Linked DNA regions of Homo sapiens: region 2 is linked to region 1. The links are chromatin contacts, found by Hi-C or POLR2A ChIA-PET in ENCODE. All regions are on one chromosome and are shown on one strand. The core of a region is the stretch at or near the end of the contact, and the rest is flanking DNA. Distances in the headings are between cores, read along the strand shown.

Region 1 (5,229 bases), core at 1,069-3,568:
TCCATCTGTGAAGTGGGGTTAAATGTCAGCAGGTTGCTGGGAGGCTCCACTGTCCTCACACGTGTGAAGGGCTTAGGAGTGAGAGCCTGGTCCGTGAGACCTGCCAACCAGTGCTCAGCTGCCATTGCGATTTTCCACTCTGGTTTTGGCGTCAAAGTCAGGCCTGGTGGGTCATGGCCTTGGGTGTCCCCTGGGCAGCTCAGATGGCTTACCTGCTGGGCATAGCCTCGGAACATTGGGTTGACCAACTTGATCCCATGAGACAGACTGGTGGGGACCACGTAGCTTGGCCTGTAGGAAGCCCAAACCCATTAGTCCAGGTAGCCTGCCTTGAGCTGCTCATTCCCGAGAGAAGCAGGCAGCCAGCCCGTCAGGCTGGATCAGAGTGTGGCGTTTCCTGACATTTGGGGAGGGGCCTACTCAGCCAGGAGCCCCAAGAGGCTCACACATCTCTACAGACAAGAAGAAAATGTCAAGTCATAGCTGCCTCAATTAAGCAAAGAGCTCAAATAAAATAGCATCATTTCCTTCTGGTGCACAACAAACTCGCCTAAACATGATTTGTTTTCATTCTGAAACACTTACTGTGGTTTTCTCATTTCAAAAGTAAGACATGTTCATTATTGACAAATCTAAAATTTCAGAAAAGTACAAGAGAAAAACACCACCACCAATGGCACCAGATACTTACCATTAGATTTCTGGTTCTGTGAAACTACAGATGCATATACAAAAATACATACAGATACACATTTAAACTTGGCTTCTTACACAAGCGGAATTATATTGTACCATGCTGGGTTTTTTTTTTTTTTTTTTTGGGACAGAGTCTTGCTCTGTTTCCCAGGCTAGAGTGCAGTGGCATGATCTTGGCTTGCTGCAACCTCCGCCTCCCGAGTTCAAGTGATTCTCCTGTCTCAGCCTCCCAAAGTGCTGGGAATACAGGTGCGCGCCACCATGCCCAGCTAATTTTTGTATTTTTAGTAGAGACGGGGTTTCACCACATTGGCCAGGCTGGTCTCGAACTCCTGACCTTGCGATCCACCCGCCTCGGCCTCCCAAAGTACTGGGATTACAGGAGTGAGCCACTGCACACAGACTTTTTTTTTTTTTTTTTTTTTTTTGAGACAGGGTCTCACTCTGTCGCCCAGGCTGAAGTGCAATGGCATGATCAAGCTCACTGCAGCCTGCCTCAACTTCCTGGACTCAAGCGATCCTCCCACCTCAGCCTCCTGAGTAGCTGGGACCACAAGTGCTCACACCACACTCAGCTAATTTTGTAGTTTTTGTAGAGGCGGGGTCTTGCTGTGTTGTCCAGGCCGGTCTCAAACTCCTAGGCTCAAATGATTCTCCTGCCTCGGCCTCCCAAAGTGCTGGATTTACAGGTGTCAGTGACTGCATCTGGCCCCACGCTGGTTTTTAATCTGCTTCTACATTTAATACATATTTCTCCCATGCTGGTTTGTTTTGTTTTTGTTTTTTTTTTTTTGAGACAGAGTCTCGCTTTGTCAACAGGCTGGAGTGCAGTGGTGCGATCTCGGCTCACTGCCACCTCCGCCTCCCAGGTTCAAGTGATTCTCCTGCCTCAGCCTCCCGAGTAGCTGGGACTACAGGCACACGCCACCACACCCAGCTAATTTTTGTATTTTTATTAGACACGGGGTTTCACCATGTTGGCCAGAACGGTCTCGATCTCTTGACCTCGTGATCCACCTGCCTCAGCCTCTCAAAGTGCAGGGATTACAGGCGTGAGCCACTGCGCCTGGCCCTACGCTGGTTTTTCATCCGCTTCTACACATAATACATATTTCTATGTGCTCATTTAAAATTATTCCCAACTTTGACTTTTCCTGGAGAAACAGATCTAATCACAGACTCTGATCTTTAAATTAATTTCATACTGTGCCAGAAGCTCCATCCAGTCTGTGCTCCCCTGCCCCACACCTCCTTCTACACACACAGTCCTGGCTGAGGCCGGGTCACCATGTCTCTTGGCAAAGACATCTACCAGTGGCTGCTCGGTAGGGTCAACAGTAGGTCAAATTCTAGCTCACTTTTTGCAGGTTCTATGACCTTGAGCAAGATACTTAAAGTGCTCTGCACCTCAGTTTCCCTATTTGTAAAACAGGACTGGATGCAATTTCCACCCCGCAGGCTTGCTGCAAGCATTACCCGGGACAAAGTGAGGCAAGTCCTCGCTGGGGGCTGAATCCACAGGAAGTACTCAATCATGGGTGCTGACAGGAAACCCCAGTCCCCACACACCGCCCAAGGCTAGGGATGCAGCTGCTCACCGTTTCTTATGCCAGACCTCAGAGACCAGCTTCTGGTAGCTCTTGCACAGGGCTGGCTTCTTATCTGTGCGCACCAGGCCGCCACACTCCAAGAAGAACTGAGTCAGCGGCGGGCTGGGTGCAGGGGAGAGAGAGCCAGGTCAGGAGAGCAAATGAGGCATGCGGCAGTTTAGAAAGGGCTGCATAGCGGGGAGCCCTGAGTGCTCGCACAGGGAGCACAGTGGCCCTGGACCCAGAAACTCCTGAAGGTGACTAGAAGGCTCCTACCAGTTATGAGAAAATTGTATCCTCCAAAATTCATCTGCGAAGCCCTAACTCCCAGAGACAGGGCATTTTTATTTTATCTCATCTTATCTATCTTACCTTATTTTTTTATTATTATTATTATTATTTTGAAACAGAGTCTCCCTCTGTTGCCCAGGCTGGAGTCCAGTGGTGCAATCTTGGTTCATTGCAACCTCTGCCTCCCGGGTTCAAGTGCTTCTCCTGCCTTAGCCTCCCGAGTAGCTGGGATTACAGGCACATGCCACAATGCCTGGCTAATTTTTTTGTATTTTTAGTAGAGACAGGCTCTACTAGTTGGCCAGGCTGGTCTTGAACTCCTGACCTCAGGCGATCCACTTGCCTTGACCTCCCAAAGTGCTGGGATTACAGGCGTAAGCCACGGTGCCCAGCCAAGACAGGGCCTTTAAAGAGGTTATTAAAGTTAAAACGGATTGGGTGCGGTCAATTTTTCTTTTTTTTTTTGAGACGGAGTCTCGCTCTGTCACCCAGGCTGGAATGCAATGGCATGATCTCAGCTCACTGCAACCTCCGCCTCCCGGGTTCAAGCGATTCTCCTGCCTCAGCCTCCCCAGTAGCTGGGACTACAGGTGCGTGCCACCACGTCCAGCTAGTTTTTTGTATTTTTAGTAGAGACAGGGTTTCACCATGTTAGCCAGAATGGTCTCTATCTCCTGACCTGGTGATCCATCTGCCTCGGCCTACCAAAGTGCTGGGATTACAGGCGTGGGCTACTGCGCCCAGCCTGGGTGTGGTCAATTATTAACAATAATTGACCTGCATCCTGCCACCTGAGGATAGTTACTAGGAACATTTTGGGACATAGCCTTCCAGACTTTTCTACGCATTTGTACCCATTCCCTCTCTGCTTCCCGCATACATATACTGCATCTCTAACCTCCACTGGGTAGGAGAAGCACGTCAGACACAGGAGACATCCTTGGCCTCATGGAGCTCACAGCCTTATCCTTAATGGAAAATCGCATTTCTCCCATAAAACGGGATTGTACCATGCAATGCTTTATAACCTCCTTTTTCCCCCACTCACCAGATTCTGAACCCCTTCTTGTTTCAATGCATGTTGTCTTGTGCCATTTTTCCTGCACTTGCTGCAAGGGCTATGAGAATTTATACTCTCTTGCAGATGGGCCTTTAAATCATTTCCAGTAAACAACAGAGCACTGAGCCTCCTTGCACGTACAACTTCCCCAGCATCTCCGGTTATCTCCTCAGGATACATTCTGACTGGGAGGATTGCTGGGTCAAAGGGTATACATGCTTTCAGGCATTTTGCTGTGCATCCTATACATGTGTTTGTGGGCAACCGGCTGGGGGCTGCTACTGCTGCTGTTTCCGGGGCTTTGCCAGGGACAGCTCTCGGCCCTCGGACAAAGTGTCGACCTACCAATTGGACAGGGCCTGCAGGGCAGCGTTCATGTAGCAGGAGTTCCCGAGGTTCTTCATGCCCGTGAGGCCTGGGAAATAAACACAACGGGGAGGAGCAGGTGAGCACCCTGCCCCACCGAGGAAACCTTGCAAGTCACATTTGGCACAAAGGTGTGGCTCTCAACTGCCCAAGACCCAAGAAGAGGACATGGTGGAAGCGTTCCACCCCAGGAATCTTCCCAGTAAACTAACGTGGTTCCTGCTCACAACAGCTGCGGTTACCTGAGTGTTTTAAACAGATGAACTCCTTTGCCCCTCCGCCCAGCCAGGCCCACTGTCCAGACCATACAGCAGAGGGGTCGGCCTGCCCAGGGTCACCCAGCTGGGAGAGGGGACAAGATAGCCAGCTCTCCAGAACCTTAGCTAGGCCAGCCAACTTCTGGGGTGAAGCCACCATGCTAAACAGCTTATCCGTCACCCCATCCTTCCTTGCCCATATAGCAGGTGCAAATAGAGACCAAGACTCTGGCGGTTTCCAGCCTCCAGATGAGGGCCCCCAGCCCAGCCCATCAGCTTCCCCTGCTGTGGGGGCCATTACCTCGAGGTTTCAGGTCATCGTCCTCTGACTCAGACTCTCCTTCATCAGCCACAGCAATAGGAACAGCTTTCAGAGGGTGGGAGGGTGGCGGGGAGTCCTGTGTTAAAGACCCAAAGTGAGGAAAACAGTGAACAGAGGGGCTGGGGTCAGAGGCCCAGGTGTCTCCCAAGGGCTGGAAGTCCAGCCCTACTGCCCGGAAGGCCCTACTGGGCTGAGCCAGTCCAGCTGAGCAGAAGGTACTGTGAAAAGAGATAGGATTGGTGGCCTTGCCCTGGGAACTCCTTGATTTGTGTGTGTCTGTGTTTTTTTAGAGACAGGGTCTTGCTTTGTCACCCAGGCTGGAGTGCAGTGGCACAATCAGAGCTCACTGCTGACTCCAACTTCTGGGCTCAAGGGATCCTCCCACCTCGCCCTTCTCAGTAGCTGAGACTACAGGTGCATGCACAGCACCCAGCTAACCTTTTTATATTGCCCAGGCTGGTCTCAAACTACTGGGCTCCAGTGATCCTCCCAAAGTGTTAGGATAACATGAGCCACTGTGTCCAGATGTTGACTTGCATTTTTTTATTGGCAATAAAAAAAATATTTTATTTATAATAAATTTGGAGAAAAATAGAAACATAAACATGCAACCCCATTTTCCTGAGAGAACTGCTGTTAATAGTCTGT
Region 2 (5,955 bases), core at 1,215-3,714, 130 kb before region 1:
AGTGCTGGGATTACAGGTGTGAGCCACCGCGCCCGGCCATTTTTTTTCTTTTTTTTTTTTTTTCGAGACAGAGTCTCTGTCTTTCGCCCAGACTGGAGTGCAGTGGTACAATCTCGGCTCACTGCAACCTCTGTCTCCTGAGTTCAGTGGATTCTCCTGCCTCAGCCTCCTGAGTAGCTTGGATTACAGGTGCATGCCACCATGCCTGGCAAATTTTTGTATTTTTAGTAGAGATGAGGTTTAGTAAAGATGACTGTGTTGGCCAGGCTAGTCTCAAACTCCTGACCTCAAGTGATCCGCCCACCATGGCCTCCCAAAGTGCTGGAATTTTGGATGTGAGCCACCGCGCCCAGCTGGGAGAGGGCTTTTAAATAAAGGAAAGGGTGTTTATGTTTTTGGTTTTTGTTTTTTGAGACAGGGTCTTGCTTTGATGCTCAGGCTGGAGTGCAGTAGCCTGATCATGACTCACTGCAGCCTTGAAGTCCTGGGCTCAAGTGATCCTCCTGCTTCAGCCTCCCTAGTAGCTGGGGCTACAGGCATGTGTGCCATGATGCCCTGATAATTGTTAATCATTTTAAAAATAAATATGATTACTGTGAAACTAGATCCACAAAGGGTTACTGATAAGCAGAGGGCTTTGACGAAGTCGTGCTCTCAATTTGTAAGAATGATTTGTAGTCATAGCTTGAGTTGTGTGTATATTTGTTCTCTCAAGTAGTTTAAGGTGATCTTCAGTCTCGTTTACACTATTAGCTTACTTGATGACCCTTGACTTTATAAATAACATAATCTAGTGTTTCTTAAACTGAAATCTAGGGGTTTGTGGAATATATATTATTGAGGACCAAGAATCAACTTTAAATATTAAAAATTATTAGTCATAAAGACAAACATTTTGCACTTTTGTTTTATAATTTTGTATTTAATTTTTTGAGACATAGTCTCATTCTGTCACCCATGCTGGAGTGCAATGGTGTGATCTTGACTCACTGCAACCTCTGCCTCCTGGGTTCAAACAATTCTCCTGCCTCCCTCAGACTCCCGAGTAGCTGGGATTACAGGTGCCTGCCATGACGCCCGGCTACTTTTGTATTTTTAGTAGAGATGGGATTTCACCATGTTGTCCAGGCTGGTCTCGAACTCCTGGCTTCAAGTGATCCACCCGCCTTGGCTTCCCAAAATGCTGGGATTACAGGCGTGAGCCACCTCACCTGGCCAAAATCTCAGTCATACCTTAATAAAGTGGTTTTAAAAAAAAACAGGCCGGCCGGAGGCAGTGGCTCACACTTGTAATCCCAGCACTTTGGGATGCCAAGGCGGGAGGATCACTTGAGCCCAGGAATTCAAGACCAGCCTGGGCATCATAGTGAGACCTCCTCTCTGCAAAAAATACAAAAATTAGTGAAGGCATGGTGGCGGGTGCCAATAGTCCCAGTTACTCAGGAGGCTGAAGTGGGAGGATCACTTGAGTCTGGGAGGCAGCAGCAAGCTGAGATTGCACTACTGCACTCCAGCCTGGGGGAAAGAGCACGACTCTGTCTCAAAACAAACCAACCAACAAACAAAAAACAGTCTGAAGTAAGACACTGAATGTATACTGTTAGATTGCACAAGCGTAGGATTAAACACTAGCTTTATATTTTTATATTTGAGTTGGCACTTCCCCATTTCGCATGATCCTCATGACTGATTTGTGAAATTAGGAAATTAGATTATAGCTGCGTCTTACAGGCAAATGACTAAAACTTGAAACATTTGGGGGCCTGTCTCTGTGAAATCCCTTTGCTGGGGCTAGAACCCTCATTTATGACTGTTACCTCTCAGGAGGCAGCAAATTTTCCATGGAGAATTCCATTTCCACTGGAATTCTCTCTTCCCTGTGATGTGCTCATGCCCCCTCTGGCTCGCCCCCTTAGTCCTTTCTGGGCTCTGCTTCCTGGGCCAGGCCCTCTTTGCTAATTCTGTGTATCCTTGCTGTCGTCTTTGGTGTTCTGATCCTCGGCTGTTGCTTGAGATCCACCTACTCACTTGATGCCCTTCTTGAGTTCTAAATCCTTCTGTGTTTCCAGCTCTCTTCTGGACAGGCCAGTCCCTCATTCAACATGTCAAAACAACATTTAATTTTCACCCCAAACTGTAGCTCTTTCTTATCTGGATCTTCTGTTTAATTCCGGGAAGCAGAACCTGAAAGTCACTCTGGAATCCTCCCTCCCCCTCATACCCTTGCCAGCCTCCACGTCCAACCGGCCACTCACACACTAGTTGATTGTGTTTGTTAAATGTCCCTAGAATTCTTCCCTTCTGTGCCTATTTTGTCTCATCTAGACTGTTGGAGCCATTTCCTGGCTTTCTCTTCCAAGTCCTCTTGTGCCTGCTGGAGAGTCTAAACTCCTAAGCTCGTCCTTCAAGGCCTTGGGTGATCTAGCTCTGAGCTGTCTCTAGTTTCATCACTCGCCAACTCCACTTCCCTTCTGCCCCACCCACCTCCACCTTGCACTCAAAGACAAATTCACTTGATTCCTGGATATCTCCATGTCTTTGCATTAGCTGTTGCTAGCATACCTGTCCCCTCTCATTCTTTATTTGGGGGGACAGAGTCATGCTCTTATACCCAGGCTGGAGTGCAGTGGTACAACACCATGCCCAGCTAATTTAAAAAAATTGTTTTTGTAGAGATGGGTTCTGTGTTACCCAGGCTCCCTCTTGTTCTTCCAGACCAGAAACCCCAAGGCACAATGCAAACTCAGGCTGTATTTTTGTTCATTTTGGTTCCCCAGCTCCAGGCACTGTTCCTGGCTCACAGTGTGGGTTTGGTGTATGTTTGGAAGAATAAAATCCATGTGTTTTATTTTAATCATTTGAAGAAAGCAAAATTTTGTAACACTTCCCCCCGTTCCTCGGCTCAGATTCAATCAGCTGTTTTGAATGATTACCCAGAGATAACAGTTAAGGTGCAAACCGTGTGTGGCTGTGTTTGTGTGTATGTTTCACCTGTCGGTTTTTGGCGTCTGGGAATGACATTTTTCCTTGCACTGAGACATCAGTTATATCTGAAAACTATGTTTCTAAAAGGAATAGGAAATATGAATGAATAGGTCAGAGTTCAGTACTCCAGGCGGTTTTCAAACCAAATTTGGTAATGTTGATTTAAAATGGCTCAACAAAAAAGCACCCCAAGTATAATCATGGAAAATATTAGTACTACTTTGTATGTAGTAATATGTTGTTAAGAGAATTATTCATTGAAATTATGTTAATCACAGGGAAAGACCATAACTTCTCTCTTGGTTTGTTTCAACAGGATCAGTTTGACAACTTAGAAAAACACACACAGTGGGGAATTGATATTCTTGAGAAATATATCAAGTTTGTGAAAGAAAGGACAGAGATTGAACTCAGCTATGCAAAGCAACTCAGGTAAGTTGATATTGAAAAAGGTTATTTGTTAACTGCAAAATGATGTAAGGATAACGTATATTCTCATTTTACAGTATAAATGTATATTTTAAATATTTTTCCTTTTATGTAAGGTAATATTTCAATAGAAGTGATTGTTTTTCATACAGAAAATTAATTTTCATAGAACATTAAAAATAAAAACTAAATTACTGCTTTAAGGCCCAGTTTTTTTTTTCAACAAGATATTTGCTGAGTTTTGGAGCAGCTTGTTTCTCAGTAAACTTTTTATTGAAATATATTAATAACATATGTACAGAGAAGTACACAAATCATAAGTGTGCAGCTCCATGAATTTTGACAGTGTGAACACACTCATGTAACCGGGCACCCAGGTCAAGAAACAGAAAGACCAGCCTGGCAGGCCCCCTGGCCCCCTCCAGCTCCCCACTCTCCCCCCAGCGGTAACCACTCTCCTGACTTCTAACCGCGTGGATTAGTAGTGCCCACTTTTGAACTTTACATGAGTGTAATCATTTGGTATGCATTCTTGTGTATCTGGCTTCTTTTGTTCTATATTACGTTTGTGAGATTGACCATGTGGTAGCATGTGGTGGGATCTGCTTATTTTCATTGCTGTTGAGTGTTTTGGTCTGTGAATGCACCAGAACTCATCCGTTCTGACTAGGTGATTGGTTGTTTCTAATTTAAGCTATAATGAGTAGCGCTCCAACGAGCATTATTGTACAAGGCTTTTTGTGTGTATCTGAACACATTTCCTAGGATCTACGTAGGCATCTAATTGCAAGGTCACAGGCTACTCATATGCTTAGCTTTGGTGGATAGGGTTCAGCCATTTCCAGTGTGCTTGTACTAATTCACACTCCCTTCTGTAATGTGTTGAGGGGTCATGTGGAATAGTATTTTAAAAGTACTTCGGGCCGGGCGCAGTGGCTCACGCCTGTAATCCCAGCACTTTGGGAGGCAAAGGTGGGCGGATTGCCTGAGGTCAGGAGTTCGAGACCCGCCTGGCCAACATGGTGAAACCCCGCCTCTACTAAAAATACAAAAATTAGTGGGGCATGGTGGCAGGCGCCTGTAATCCCAGCTACTTGGGAGGGTGAGACATGAGAACTGCTTGAACCCGGGAGGTGGAGGTTGCAGTGAGCTGAGATTGTGCCACTGCACTCTAGCCTGGGTGACAGAGTAAGACTCCTTCTCAAAAAAAAAAAAAAAAAAGTGCTTTGGGGCCAGGTGTGGTGGCTCATGCCTGCAATCCCAGCACTTTGGGAGGCTGATGAGGGAGGATAGTGTGAGCCCAGAGACTTCAAGACCAGCCTGGGCAACATAGTGAGCCCCCTGTCTCTGTTTTTTTTTTTTTTTTAAGTACTTTGGATCTCCTTACATCTTTTAATGATGAGATTATCCAAGAAATTTGTGTTTTTATAGAATATATTTAAAAGTTCTTGGTAGAACTAAGCTTGAACTTGAAGTGGCATGCAAAGTCCTTAATGATTTCATGTTGTATAGTTGTAGTTGAATTGGTTTGTGGATATTGTTTTAAGGCCTGTTAAAGAGCTAGATGATTTTGATTTAGAAACATTTACTTTCCTTTTTCTTTAATTTTTTTTTTTTTTTTGAGACAGTCTCACTCTGTCGCCCAGGCTGGAGTGCAGTGGTACAATCTCAGCTCACTGCAATCTCCGCCTCCCAGGTTCAAGTGATTCTCCTGCCTCAGCCTTCCAAGTAGCTGGGATTACAGGCTTGTGCCACCATGCCTGGCTAATTTTTGTATTTTTAGTAGAGAGAGTGTTTCACCATGTTGGCCAGGCTGGTCTTGAACTCCTGACCTCAAGTGATCCGCCTGCCTCGGTCTCCCAAAGTGCTGGGATTACAGGCGTGAGCCACCGTGCCCAGCCCTTTTTTCTTTTTTTTTTTTTTTAATTTTCTTCAAGCTCCCTCACCATTGAGTTTTAATCCAAAGAGCATCTGCATAAAAGATATGTGTTCTTGGCTGGGCGCAGTGGCTCATACCTGTAATCCCAGCACTTTGGGAGGCCAAGGCAGGTGGATCACGAGGTCAGGAGTTTGAGACCAGCCTGGTCAAGATGGTGAAACCCCGTCTCCACTAAAAATACAAAAATGAGCCAGGCATGGTGGCGGGTGCCTGTAATCCCAGCTATTCAGGAGGCTGAGGCAGGAGAATCGCTTGAGCCCAGGAGGCAGAGGTTGCAATGAGCCAAGATCGCGCCACTGCACTCCAGCCTGGGCAACAGAGCAAGACTCCATCTCAAAAAAAAAAAAAAAAAAAAAAGAGCTATGTGTTCTTATAAGGGTTTCTGTTGTTGTTTCAGCAAGCTGGGATTACAGGTGTGAGCCACTGTGCCTGGCCCCAGATTTTGTTTTTATTGAGTGAATAACATGTAAAACATCACACAATGAAATAATTTTTATAAGTGGAGAATCCAGATCAGTTTCTAGTGCCCTGTGTGCATATCAGTCTCGTCAACACGTCAGGGGCTTTTCGAACTGAAAGTAGGAATAGAACATGGTCTGTTT

Evidence for each region. A loop is a pair of places that touch in the nucleus more often than their neighbours do. ChIA-PET counts read pairs that join two places held with the same protein, here RNA polymerase II (POLR2A). Pooled maps may share reads with other maps.
Region 2: a pooled map shows a loop between it and region 1 (1.9-fold over the local background). The contact joins two enhancer-like sites. A Hi-C loop is called at or near these places in 2 of 50 pooled maps. POLR2A ChIA-PET finds 5 or more read pairs at or near these places in 5 of 52 experiments (CD4-positive, alpha-beta memory T cell, CD8-positive, alpha-beta T cell, GM10248 and 2 more).

What each region holds. Positions count from the first base shown.
Region 1 is chr9:129,860,365-129,865,593 of GRCh38, reverse strand. USP20 (ubiquitin specific peptidase 20) reads right to left here. Exons shown (of 26, transcript NM_001110303.4): 7 at 4,561-4,657; 8 at 3,982-4,051; 9 at 2,295-2,408; 10 at 213-291. Among named protein-coding and RNA genes, the nearest start is that of MIR6855, 6.6 kb to the left of the region's middle. RefSeq lists a silencer at 370-664 and an enhancer at 2,209-2,378. Within about 2 kb of position 2,318, at least 5 of the 41 ENCODE cell types and tissues checked have a DNase peak (open chromatin) inside an H3K27ac peak, as active enhancers do; they include CD8-positive, alpha-beta T cell, where a contact is called at or near this core.
Region 2 is chr9:129,992,305-129,998,259 of GRCh38, reverse strand. FNBP1 (formin binding protein 1) reads left to right here. Exons shown (of 17, transcript NM_015033.3): 2 at 3,302-3,417. Among named protein-coding and RNA genes, the nearest start is that of FNBP1, 48 kb to the left of the region's middle. RefSeq lists enhancers at 1,596-1,665, 1,686-1,785, 1,926-2,205, 2,616-2,745. Within about 2 kb of position 2,464, at least 9 of the 41 ENCODE cell types and tissues checked have a DNase peak (open chromatin) inside an H3K27ac peak, as active enhancers do; they include CD8-positive, alpha-beta T cell, where a contact is called at or near this core.